2 separate regions of the Homo sapiens genome follow, and region 2 is linked to region 1. A link is an interaction called in ENCODE POLR2A ChIA-PET data of the cell type or tissue named here. Cell type or tissue: OCI-LY7. All regions are shown on one strand. Links, peaks and the distances in the headings refer to the core of each region. The heading gives the core; the rest is flanking DNA.

Region 1 (5,306 bases), core at 307-5,306:
CCGATGCTGGAGGGAGATGGCGTGGGGGGAGGCAGGGTGAGGACAGCCTCGTCTCACTGACTTGCTGACCCGGCGCTGGTTCTTCCAGCCCCTCCAGCGGCTCGACAACGACGTGGACCTGCGTGGGGACCAGCCCTCCCTGGGCAGCTTCACCTACTCCACCTCTGCGCCTGGCCCAGCCCTTTCCCCGTCGGTGCCCCTGCACTACCTGCCCCACGATCCGCTGCACCAGGAGCTGTCCTTTGGTGTGGTGAGTGCCACCCCGACCCCCACCTGGGCTCCAGGGCAGCTGGGAGGCAGACCCGCTGGGCCGACCTGCATCTGGGCTCCCAGGCAGCTGGGAGGCAGGCCCACCGGGCTGACTTGCACGTGGGCTCCGGGGCGGCTGGGAGGCAGGCCTGCTGGGCTGACTTGCACCTGGGCTCCGGGGCGGCTGGGAGGCAGGCCCACCGGGCTGACTTGCACGTGGGCTCCGGGGCGGCTGGGAGGCAGGCCCACCGGGCTGACTTGCACCTGGGCTCCGGGGCGGCTGGGAGGCAGGCCCACCGGGCTGACTTGCACCTGGGCTCCGGGGCGGCTGGGAGGCAGGCCTGCTGGGCTGACCTGCACCTGGCCCCTCTTGCAGCCATATTCTCACATGATGCCACGGAGACTGAGCACCCAGAGATACCGCCTGCAGCAGCCACTGCCCCCGCCGCCCCCACCCCCACCCCCACCACCCTACTACCCCAGCTTCCTGCCCTACTTCCTGTAAGTATCCGCACATCCGCCCCAGGTCCCTGATGCCCTGTTCTCCTGGAACCTCCAGTGGTTAGACCTAAACACAGCTCCAGGGGCCCCAGGGCCTCTGAAGCCACCTGGCGTTCCCCCCTTAACCTGACAGGCACGCCAGCTGGGCTCCCTTCCCCGCTGCAACGTTCTGGGCTCTGTTTGCAAGGAGGGAGTCAGGAGAGCGGCTCTGTGTGCCCCACTCCTGACCTTGACCCTGGGCCCCCACACTTGTCTCTCTCTAGCTCGATGCTGCCAATGTCACCAACAGCAATGGGGCCCACCATCAGCCTGGACCTGGACGTGGATGATGTGGAGATGGAGAACTATGAGGTCCCATGGAGCCCCATGCTGGGAGGTGGGGTTTGGGAGACCTGCAGCCCTGGGCGCCGCTGACCCCGTCTCCTGCCCGCATGCAGGCCCTCCTGAACCTGGCCGAGCGGCTGGGAGATGCCAAGCCCCGGGGTCTCACCAAAGCAGACATAGAGCAGCTCCCGTCGTACCGCTTTAACCCGGACAGCCATCAGTCGGAGCAGACGCTGTGAGTACCCTGCCCCACCTCCCACCCCTCTGAACACAGCTGGCTGCCGTGGGACGCCCCTCTCAGGGGAGTCACACTCCACTGAGCCTTCCCATGGCCCTCAGCGTGGAGGTGACGCTCCGCGCCCCTCCACAGGTGTGTGGTCTGCTTCAGTGACTTCGAGGCGCGGCAGCTGCTCCGAGTCCTCCCCTGCAACCATGAGTTCCACACCAAGTGTGTTGACAAGTGGTTGAAGGTAACACTGCCCAGGTCTGCTCCTGGGTATTCCTCATGCAGTGACGGGGGGATGGGCTGGCCTGGGCTGTTTCCCTCCTTGTCCTTGTCATCATCTCGGAAGTTCTGGCTCCAGCGGACCAAGTCCCCCCAGGTGGCTGCACAGATGTGGTGGGTTGGGGCTGGTGAGAGCAACGCCTGACGTGCATGTTCCCACAGGCCAACCGGACGTGTCCCATCTGCCGGGCCGACGCCTCCGAGGTGCCCAGGGAGGCTGAGTGAGGCCACGCAGCCGCCTGCCCGGGAGAACCCTGCCTGAAGCTCTGGAAACTTGTGGGTGGGGCCCAGGGAGGATGGGGAGGGAGTGGCCCAGGCCTGCCCCTTCGCTCCTGCCTGCATTTCCAGAGCTGGTGCCAGGGTCAGCCCAGCGAGGAGTCCCTGCAATAAGCCCCTGCATTTGCCAAGCTCCAAAGACTCCCTCCCTAGTCTGCCTGCCTGCCCGCCCGCCACGGAGCTGCCTGAGTGTCCCTGATCGGGTCTCCCTCCTGTGCACCCTCAGGTCCCTCCTTTTCCTGCTGGCACTGAGTGCCAGGGGTCCGCTCCCTCAGTGGGGCCGGTGGAGATCCTTGGCCCCAGGATGGGCAGACAGAGCACCATCCTGGGTCAGAAGGTCTCATGCTCTGAAATGGCGTGCCCTCTGCCCAGGTGGCACTGCCAGGTGCGTAGACAGACGGTGTCACGAGCCATTTCCTGAGCCCCAGGGCTGAATCCCCCCTCCTTGACCCCGAACAGTGAACTCAGGCAGCTGGCTCTGTGTTGGCTGCTGTGAGGGCTGAGTCTGGTTCCCTAGGGGACCCTCATCCCAGGAACAACATTCCAGCCCCACCCTCAGGCTGGAGGGCGTCCCAGCCTAATCCCGAGCTGGGGCACACGTATCCTGAGGGGCTTGGGCCATACGGGGAGAGGGAGCCCTGTGTTCCCGGTGGTTGTCCCTCCCAGGGATGCAGCCAGACCCGTGCCCAATCTCCTCTCCCTCTGTTGTTTTGCATGAACGTGAGGAGCAGCAGTTTTTGTTCATTCATTTGGCCCAAAATCACGTGTAGGATTTGGGGATGTGGATATTTAAGACAATTTCTTTTTTCTTTTGGTTTAATAGGGGCGGGTATAGGGACCAACTGGGACCGAGTGCCCAGGGGGCCGAGCACGGTCATGCTGGCCGGCCTGCATGCATGCGTGTGCCGGGCTGGGCTGGGCGGCCGGCGGTCGTGGGGCAGGGTTGGGGGTCTGTGCTCAGCTGATAACTGCCATGCACTGTACTGCACACGTCCCTAGAGCCTACCGGGACCCGACGCTTTTCAGGGCATTTCTCCCTCCAGCCAGGGCCCAACTCCCACCTGCCTGGGCGAATCTCCTCCAAGGAAGTCCCAGGAGGATGGGGACCAGGAAGGCTGTGGACCCCCATCTCCAGGGGGCCTTCCCAGCCTGATCCCTGTCCTCCAAGTTCTGGAGGAGGCCGCTGTAGGGTCTGGCTGAGCTTCCCACCCACTTTCCCTGGTCCCAATCCTTTCTTGTCCTATACCCAGCTGGGGTTGCTGCCCTGAACGAACTGCGTGTGGGGCCGGCACATCCTAGCAGGCAGCCCCTGGCGCCTGCTGCCTCAGGGATGCTCCAACCACCCTCGTTCTCCTCGCAGTGGCCCTGGCTCCCACCTCCCGCCCCAGCCTGCCGTGGGGCCCGTCAGCCTGGTCCCACCCCCATGGAGAACCCAAAGTCTTACTGTATATAACTCCAGGTGACGTTTCTATATTTATAGCAGTGTTGAAAACCCACGTGTTTTACACAGAACCACCCTCTCCAACCCCTCCCTTCCCGACCCCAACAAAACGTTTTCAAACCCCTTACAGTTCCTGGGGCAGGCGGAAACAGGCTCACAGATTGTGTGTCGGCTGCAGCAGTGATTCCAACAAGCAGCTATTGGGGGGGAAACACAGCATTTAAAAAGATCATCATTAAAAAACAAGATTTATACAACAATTACTTAGGATGTTTGTGATCTGCCGACCTTGCTATAGATGCCATGTTACCAATGATTTCCTGTGGTGGGGGCTTGCCATTGTTTACTCTCTTATTTACCAACTTCTGGCCTAGGCATGACAGTGGGCACCTTCCCCCAGCCCTGGCTGGGCCCAGCGCCTGTGTTCTGTGTTAGAAAGGTTTTATATATATATAAAATTACATATATATGTAGAAATATATGTAATTTTGGGGGCCCTGTTCCTTGCACATTTTACAGTTACCTCATTTTTCCCATGTATGTATTTGAGAAAATGCTAATATATAGAGAAAAAAATGGTTCTTAAAGCTTAAATGTGTGGTTTTTTCCATTCCATGGGATTCACATTGGTTTGTAGCATTTAACATAACTAGTATGTTGTATTATATATATGTGTATACTGATTGAAATTTTTAACAGATTTGTACTTTTTTTAAAATGAAAGTTGCTAGTTCTGCTTGACCAAGTAGTGCAATCATTATTTTTTTTAATATTGTTGCTGATTTCAGAGGGATATTCACTAATAAATGTATGATGTATACCAACGACCGCCCACGCTGCCTTTGGCTGCCCGTGTCTTTTTGGTGGGAGGTGGGATGGGGATGAGGCTTAACACCTGTAATCCCAGCACTTTGGGAGGCCGAGGCTGGTGGATCACTTAAGGTGAGGTGTTCGATACCAGCCTGCCCAACATGGTGAAACCCCTTCTCTACTAAAAACACAGAAAAATTAGGCCGGGCGTAGTGGCTCATGCATGTAATCCCAGCCGGTGGCTCATGCCTGTAATCCCAGCACTTTGGGAGGCTGAGGTGGGCGGATCATGAGGTCAGGAGATTGAGACCGTTCTGGCTAACACGGTGAAACCTTGTCTCTACTAAAAATACAAAAAAAAATTAGCCGGGCGTGGTGGCGGGCACCTGTAGTCCCAGCTACTCGGGAGGTTGAGGCAGGAGAATGGCGTGAACCTGGGAGGCGGAGCTTGCAGTGAGCCAAGATCGTGCCGCTGCACTCCAGCCTGGGTGACAGAGCAAGACTCCGTCTAAAAAAAAAAAAATTAGCCAGGTATGGTGGCACAAGCCTGTAGTCCCAGCTACTCGGGAGGCTGAGGTAGGAGAATTGCTTGAATCCAGGAGGTGGAGGTTGCAGTGAGCCAAGATTGCACCACTGCACTCCAGCCTAGGTGACAGCGGACTGTGTCTCAAAAAATAAAAATGAATCTCAAGGTAGGTTCTTCTGTCCTGACTGGATCAGGGGGCTCAGGCCTGTCATGAGGAAATAAGGTCTCCCTCATTTCACAACTTGTTTTGTTTTTCCAATAGGAACAAGTCTCACTATGCTGCCCAGGCTGGTCTCGAACTCTTGGGCTCAAGCAGTCCTCCCACCTTGGCCTCCCAAAGTGCTGGGATTGCAGGTGTGAGCCACCGCGTCCAGCCTGCAACCTTGCTTTTCTCTGCGCGGCAGCGCTTGGTAGCCCTTGCTCAGTCTCCTCTAATTTAGCATCACCTGAGGCGTGTGCCACCATGGCCTGCTAAGTTTTTGTATTTTTTTGTAGAGACGGGGTCTCATGTTGTTTCCCAGGCTAGTCTTGAACTCCTGAACTTAAGTGATCTGCCTGCCTCAGCCTTCCAAAGTGCTGGGATTACCTGCGTGAGCCACCGCGCCCAGCTTAAAACACAATGATAACATTTCTAATGGCTCAAAGAAAAATGAAATACTTAGGACTAAATCTAA
Region 2 (5,373 bases), core at 88-5,087, 73 kb after region 1:
TCTGGAAGCTGAGGCAGAAGAATCACTTGAACCTGGGAGACAAAGGTTGTAGTGAGCCAAGGTTGAGCCATTGCACTCCAGCCTGGGGACAACAGCGAAACTCCGTCTCAAAAAAACAAAACAAAAAATACTAATCTTTATCAATACCCATCTCAAAGACCTACTTCTAAAAGACTATCTGCTGTAAAGGTAATCTGTTACTCAGAGTAATCAGAATGTATACTACTTTGCAAGGTTCAGAAATATTCCTCTTAAATACTTAGAGGAGTTCATAAATATCGATGCCCAGCCCACTCTGAAAAAATAACGCATTTTGAACCAACTTGATAATAAGTGTCTGTACTTGTCAAATAAAGAAGTACCCCAAAAAAGGGAGGCCAGCAAACACTACTGAGTAAGTATGTCAAAACCTTTCCAAGATATAACTATGTTCTTGAACAGATTCAGCAACATAAAGATGTCAACTACAACCCCTGAAGTTCATTTACAAATTTCATAAAATTTCAACTTTAAAAAGTTGATTTCAAATTTCTTTTAGAGGAGCAAATAAACAGGAAAACTCTGAAAAAGAGCAACAGAGTGGAGGCAGGGGTGTTCCTCCAGATCAAAATATATCATAAGCCTCTATAATTAAGTGTTATATTGGCATATATAGGGGAAGACCAGTGGAACAGAAATTCCAGTTGAGGCTGGGTGCAGTGGCTCACACCCGTAATTCCAGCACTTTGGGAGGCCAAGGGGTGGACTGCTTGAGCTCAGGAGAGTTCCTGTTTCATTGCTGTTTTAATTTGCAATTCCTTAAGGACCTCAAATCCTTAAAGATTTGAGCATCTTTTCATATGCTTACATGCCATCTGTATATCTTTTTTGGTGAGTTGTCTGTTCTGATCTTTTCCCTACCTTTTGATTGAGTTGTTCATTTTAAGTTTTAAAAATATATTTTGGGCCGGGCACGGTGGCTCACGCCTGTAATCCCAGCACTTTGAGAGGCCGAGGTAGGCGGATCACCTCAGGTCAGGAATTCAAGACCAGCCTGGCCAGCATGGCAAAACCCCATCTCTACTAAAAATACAAAAATTAGCCGGGTGTGGTGGCACACACCTGTAATCCCAGCTACTCGGGAGGCTGAGGCAGGAGAATTGCTTGAACCCAGGAGGTGGAGGTTGCAGTGAGCTGAGATCACACCACTGCACTGCAGCCTGGGCAACAAGAGCAAAACTCTGTCTCAATCAAACAAACCCAGTCAGTCTTCATGACTACTTACCTATGCTATGCAGAGTTAAGTATAATATAATCATATCTCTATAAGACAAAGACAGAAGTTCTCTTACCCAATGAGAATGAGACCCATAACTAATCAATTAACTGAAGTCAAAGTAATAAAAATATTCATTTTAACATTTTACATGTTTTCATTTTTACATAAATGAATATTTATGTAAATATTTCATTTTAACATAAAGTACTCACATGAACATAAGTTTCTGATAAAAGCCTATCGTTTTCTTTAGGGAATGAATCCACTAGCACTCCTTGGAACTTCTTTAGTTTTTATTTTTAGTTTTTTGAGAGGGAGTCTCACTCTGTCACCCAGGCTGGAGTGCACTAGTGCGACCTTGGCTCACTGCAACCTCTGCCTCCCAGGTTCAAGCAATTCTCCTGCCTCAGCCTCCTGAGTAGCTAGGATTACAGGCACCCGCCACCAAATCTGGCTAATTTTTGTATTTTAGTAGAGATGGGGTTTCACCATGTTGGCCAGGCTGGTCTCAAACTCCTGGCCTCAGGTGATCTGCCCACCTCAGCCTCCCAAAGTGCTGGGATTACAGGCGTGCACCACTGTGCCTGGCTATTTTTTACTTTTTTTTTTGAGACAGGGTCTCACTCTGTCACCCAGGCTGGAGTGCAGTGGTGCAATCACAGCCCACTGCAGCCTTCACCTCCTAGGCTAAGGTGATGCTCCCACCTCAGTCTCCCAAGTAGCTGGGATCACAGGCCCACAGGCATGCGCCACTACGACCAGCTAATTTTTTTGTTGTAGTTTTAGTAGAGATGAGGTTTCACCATGTTGCCCAGGCTGGGATCTTTTTAGCATAACCCATACTGATTTGATTTCCTTAAGTGTAGTGCAACCTTAAACACTTGCCAAGCAGTAAGTGTACAATGTTGTATCTCAATGATTTCTCCCTAAGTCATTTACAGTTAACTTGCCCACACCTAACTAAACAACAATTTTTTTTTTTAGCAATTTCCCCAGACAGAGCCTGTTTAAAGCTTTTAATTTAGTTTTCGTATCGATGAAAACTCTTTTTGCACTGGTATTTTACAGGTTTATGTAGTGTTTAATTAAACACATGTGACAAACATAACCAGCACACACTAGTTTGGGAGCAAATATAACTGCCTCTTGTCAGGAATACAACTTGACTGGTGAGACACTTGAGTGCATTACAGAGTAGAGTTTGCAGAAATGCTTGAACATATTACAGAATAGAGTTTAGGAAAAGGAGGATATCTGCTCCAATTAATCAGTCAAGTGAAGGTTAAGGTTAAGAGAGCTTCCACATTAAGCTGTGTATGCAGAAGACAAAAATACACAAAGATAAACAACAAACCTGGAATTAGAATGGGGAAATAAAATAAGATTTGATTACTTTTTAAAATACAATTGTATGTTGCTAACTTCCAACAAGCATGTATTATTAGATTTTTTTTTTTTTTTTTTTTTTTTTTTTTTTTTTCAGACAGAATCTGGCTCTGTTGCCCAGGTTAGAGTGCAGTGGCACGATCTTGGCTCACTGGTACCTCCACCTCCTGAGTTCAAGTGATTCCCATGCCTCAGCCTCCTGAGTAGCTGGGATTACAGGCCTGTGCCACCACACTGGGCTAACTTTTTTTGTATTTTTATTTTTATTTATTTATTTTGAGACGGAGTCGCACTCTGTTGCCCAGGCTTGGAGTGCAGTGGCACGATCTCGGCTCACTGCAACCTCCGCCTCCAGAATTCAAGTGATTCTCCTGCCTTACCCTCCCGAGTAGCTGGGATTACAGGTGCATGCCACTATGTCTGGCTAATTTTTATATTTTCAGTAGATACGGGGTTTCACCATGTTTGTCAGGCTGGTCTCGAACTCCTGGCCTCAAGTGATCTGCCTGCCTCGGCCTCCCAAAGTGCTGAGATTATGGCACCCAGCCTACTAGATTTTTTAAAGTAAAAAATAAAAAGAATGTTGTGAACTAGATAATAGTATCTCCAATTTTTTTTTTTTTAGAGTCTCGCTCTTGCCCAGGCTGGAGTGCAGTGGTGCGGTCTCGGATCACTGCAACCTTCGCCTCCTGGGTTCAAGCAATTCTCCTGCCTTAGCCTTCCGAGTAGCTGGGATTATGGGCACCTGACACGACGCCCAGCTAATTTTTTTGTATTTTTAGTAGAGACGGGGTTTCACCATGTTGTCTAGGCTGGTCTTGAACTCCTGACCTCGTGATCTGCCAGCCTCGGCCTCCCAAAGTGCTTGGATTACAGGTGTGAGCCACTGCGCCCGGCCAGTATCTCCATTTTATAGAAAATGAAAGAGGTTCAAAGAAGTGAGAACCTGTTCAAGATCACAGAACTCACCATAAGCTGTTGAAAAGTTAAGTCATGTTTGCCTGGATTTTCAAAGCTCTTGTTTTCTCAACAGTGCCAAATTCTCTGGCAAAAAACCCTCAAATGGACCACTGTATGTTCTGTTTTAAATACATGAACAAAAAGCACCATGTGTTTTTTTTTCCTTTAGGTAATATAGTCAGGTGAAGCCAAAAGAAAGATTTTCAAAATGACTTATAAATTTGATTCTACAGCCCAGCGTTCAGGCTATCATTTAAAAGGATGAGGGTCATAAATTTCTTCCTCCTGTGCAAGCAGAAAAGGGATCATTTCTTCCTCTGCTGGCCTGCATAACTCCTTTAATTCCCCCTTCTCTCTGTCCATGTCATCCTTCTCCAGTTGTTCAAACAGCAACCTAGAGGCAGTAAACCAAGACACTAGGAGAGTCTGCTATATTTGGAAATTTGGGAAAATGAACGCCAATAAAAGTAACCTTCCACATACCTGCATTAGCTCTCCTTAAAACCTATGTCCTTATTCTTTCCCATCTGAAATAGCTGAAAACAATTGTCTGCAATAGTTATTCATATTCAACTGGTTCCAAAATAAACAGAAGTGGAGAACTGTAGAAAAATCCTGGAAGATATCAAATGGGCTGAGAAACATGATATGAAATAAAATGCCTTGGGGAGTTCTAACCAAATAACATCATAAAAAAATTGAAATACAGGAAACCTGAGATTTCCAAAATATTTTACTTTTACTGATTTCAATATACCAAATGAAGAAACATATTGAGAACCAACTCCTAGCAGTGTCATCCTGTTCTGTACTGACCCCTGTGGAGATTCCAAACACATACTCCATACTGCTAATGAAGCAAACCTGAAACCTAGTGTCACTCCCTAGTTGAAAAATCCTTTGATGGCTCCCCTCATCTACAGATTAAAGTTTAAACATTGTGAACAGCTTTGAAAGGCCTCCAAAATCTGGCTTTAATTTACCTTTCTAGTCTTATTGTCCACTTTCAATACTCTTCAGTTCATCACCACAGACACTTCACTTTCCCATCTCCCTACCTTGTGCAAGCTATTTCTTTAGCTTTGAATATTCTGCCCAACACATGTTGAAACTCTATTCCTCTTCCAAAGTAGCAAGGTATATTAGTAAGAACTCAGCCATCAAGTCCAGATCTAGACCCACTAGAATTCCACTACCTAGTAGCTTAATCACCTTGAGTAAATACATCAATAGATCTGCTTCATTATGCATACCACCTATGGTACTTTGTAAACTGCTGTAAGGATTAAACATAATAGTTATACATTAACACCATGCCTAAGGCATAGTAGATACTTAATAAATGTTACCTGCTGGCCAGGTCCGGTGGCTCACGCCTGTAATCCGAGCACTTTGGGAGGCCGAGGCAGGTGGATCACCTGAGGTCAGGAGTTCGAGACCAGCCTGGCCAACACGGGGAAACCTTGTCTGTACTAAAAATACAAAAATTAGCCAGGCATGGTGGCAGGCACTTGTAATCCCAGCTACTCAGGAGGCTGAGGCAAGAGAATAGCTTAAACCTGGGAGGCAGAGGCTGCAGTGAGCCGAGATCGCACCACTGCACCCCAGCCAGGGCAACAGAGCAAGCCTCCGTCTCAAAAACAAACAGACAAAAATTAGCCAGGCACTTCTAGTCCTAGCCACTTAGGAGGCTGAGGTGGGAGGATCACTTGAGCCCAGGAGTTTGAGGTTGCAATGAACTATGATCACGCCACTGCACTTCAGCCTGG

The links. Peaks named below come from ENCODE experiments on the same cell type or tissue, not always from the same donor. Only the 100,000 strongest peaks of a DNase experiment are listed, where the experiment ranks them.
Region 2: POLR2A ChIA-PET joins it to region 1 with 22 read pairs; 30 of 35 experiments call an interaction of 5 or more read pairs at or near these places.

What each region holds. Positions count from the first base shown.
Region 1 is chr5:176,525,526-176,530,831 of GRCh38, reverse strand. It overlaps RNF44 (ring finger protein 44), which reads left to right. Exons shown (of 11, transcript NM_014901.5): 6 at 89-250; 7 at 626-750; 8 at 1,014-1,101; 9 at 1,188-1,309; 10 at 1,445-1,544; 11 at 1,742-4,120. The coding sequence ends at 1,804. Among named protein-coding and RNA genes, the nearest start is that of RNF44, 9.2 kb to the left of the region's middle. In OCI-LY7, for the core only: no CTCF peak of the experiment used is centred there; DNase peaks (open chromatin) are centred at 811, 1,431, 2,251 and 3,361; H3K4me3 peaks cover 3,005 bases; H3K27ac peaks cover 3,909 bases.
Region 2 is chr5:176,451,943-176,457,315 of GRCh38, reverse strand. The region is part of intron 1 of FAF2 (Fas associated factor family member 2); the gene reads right to left. It overlaps LOC124901142 (a long non-coding RNA gene), which reads right to left and starts at 5,001. Exons shown (of 2, transcript XR_007059070.1): 1 at 4,088-5,001; 2 at 2,319-3,998. In OCI-LY7, for the core only: no CTCF peak of the experiment used is centred there; no DNase peak of the experiment used is centred there.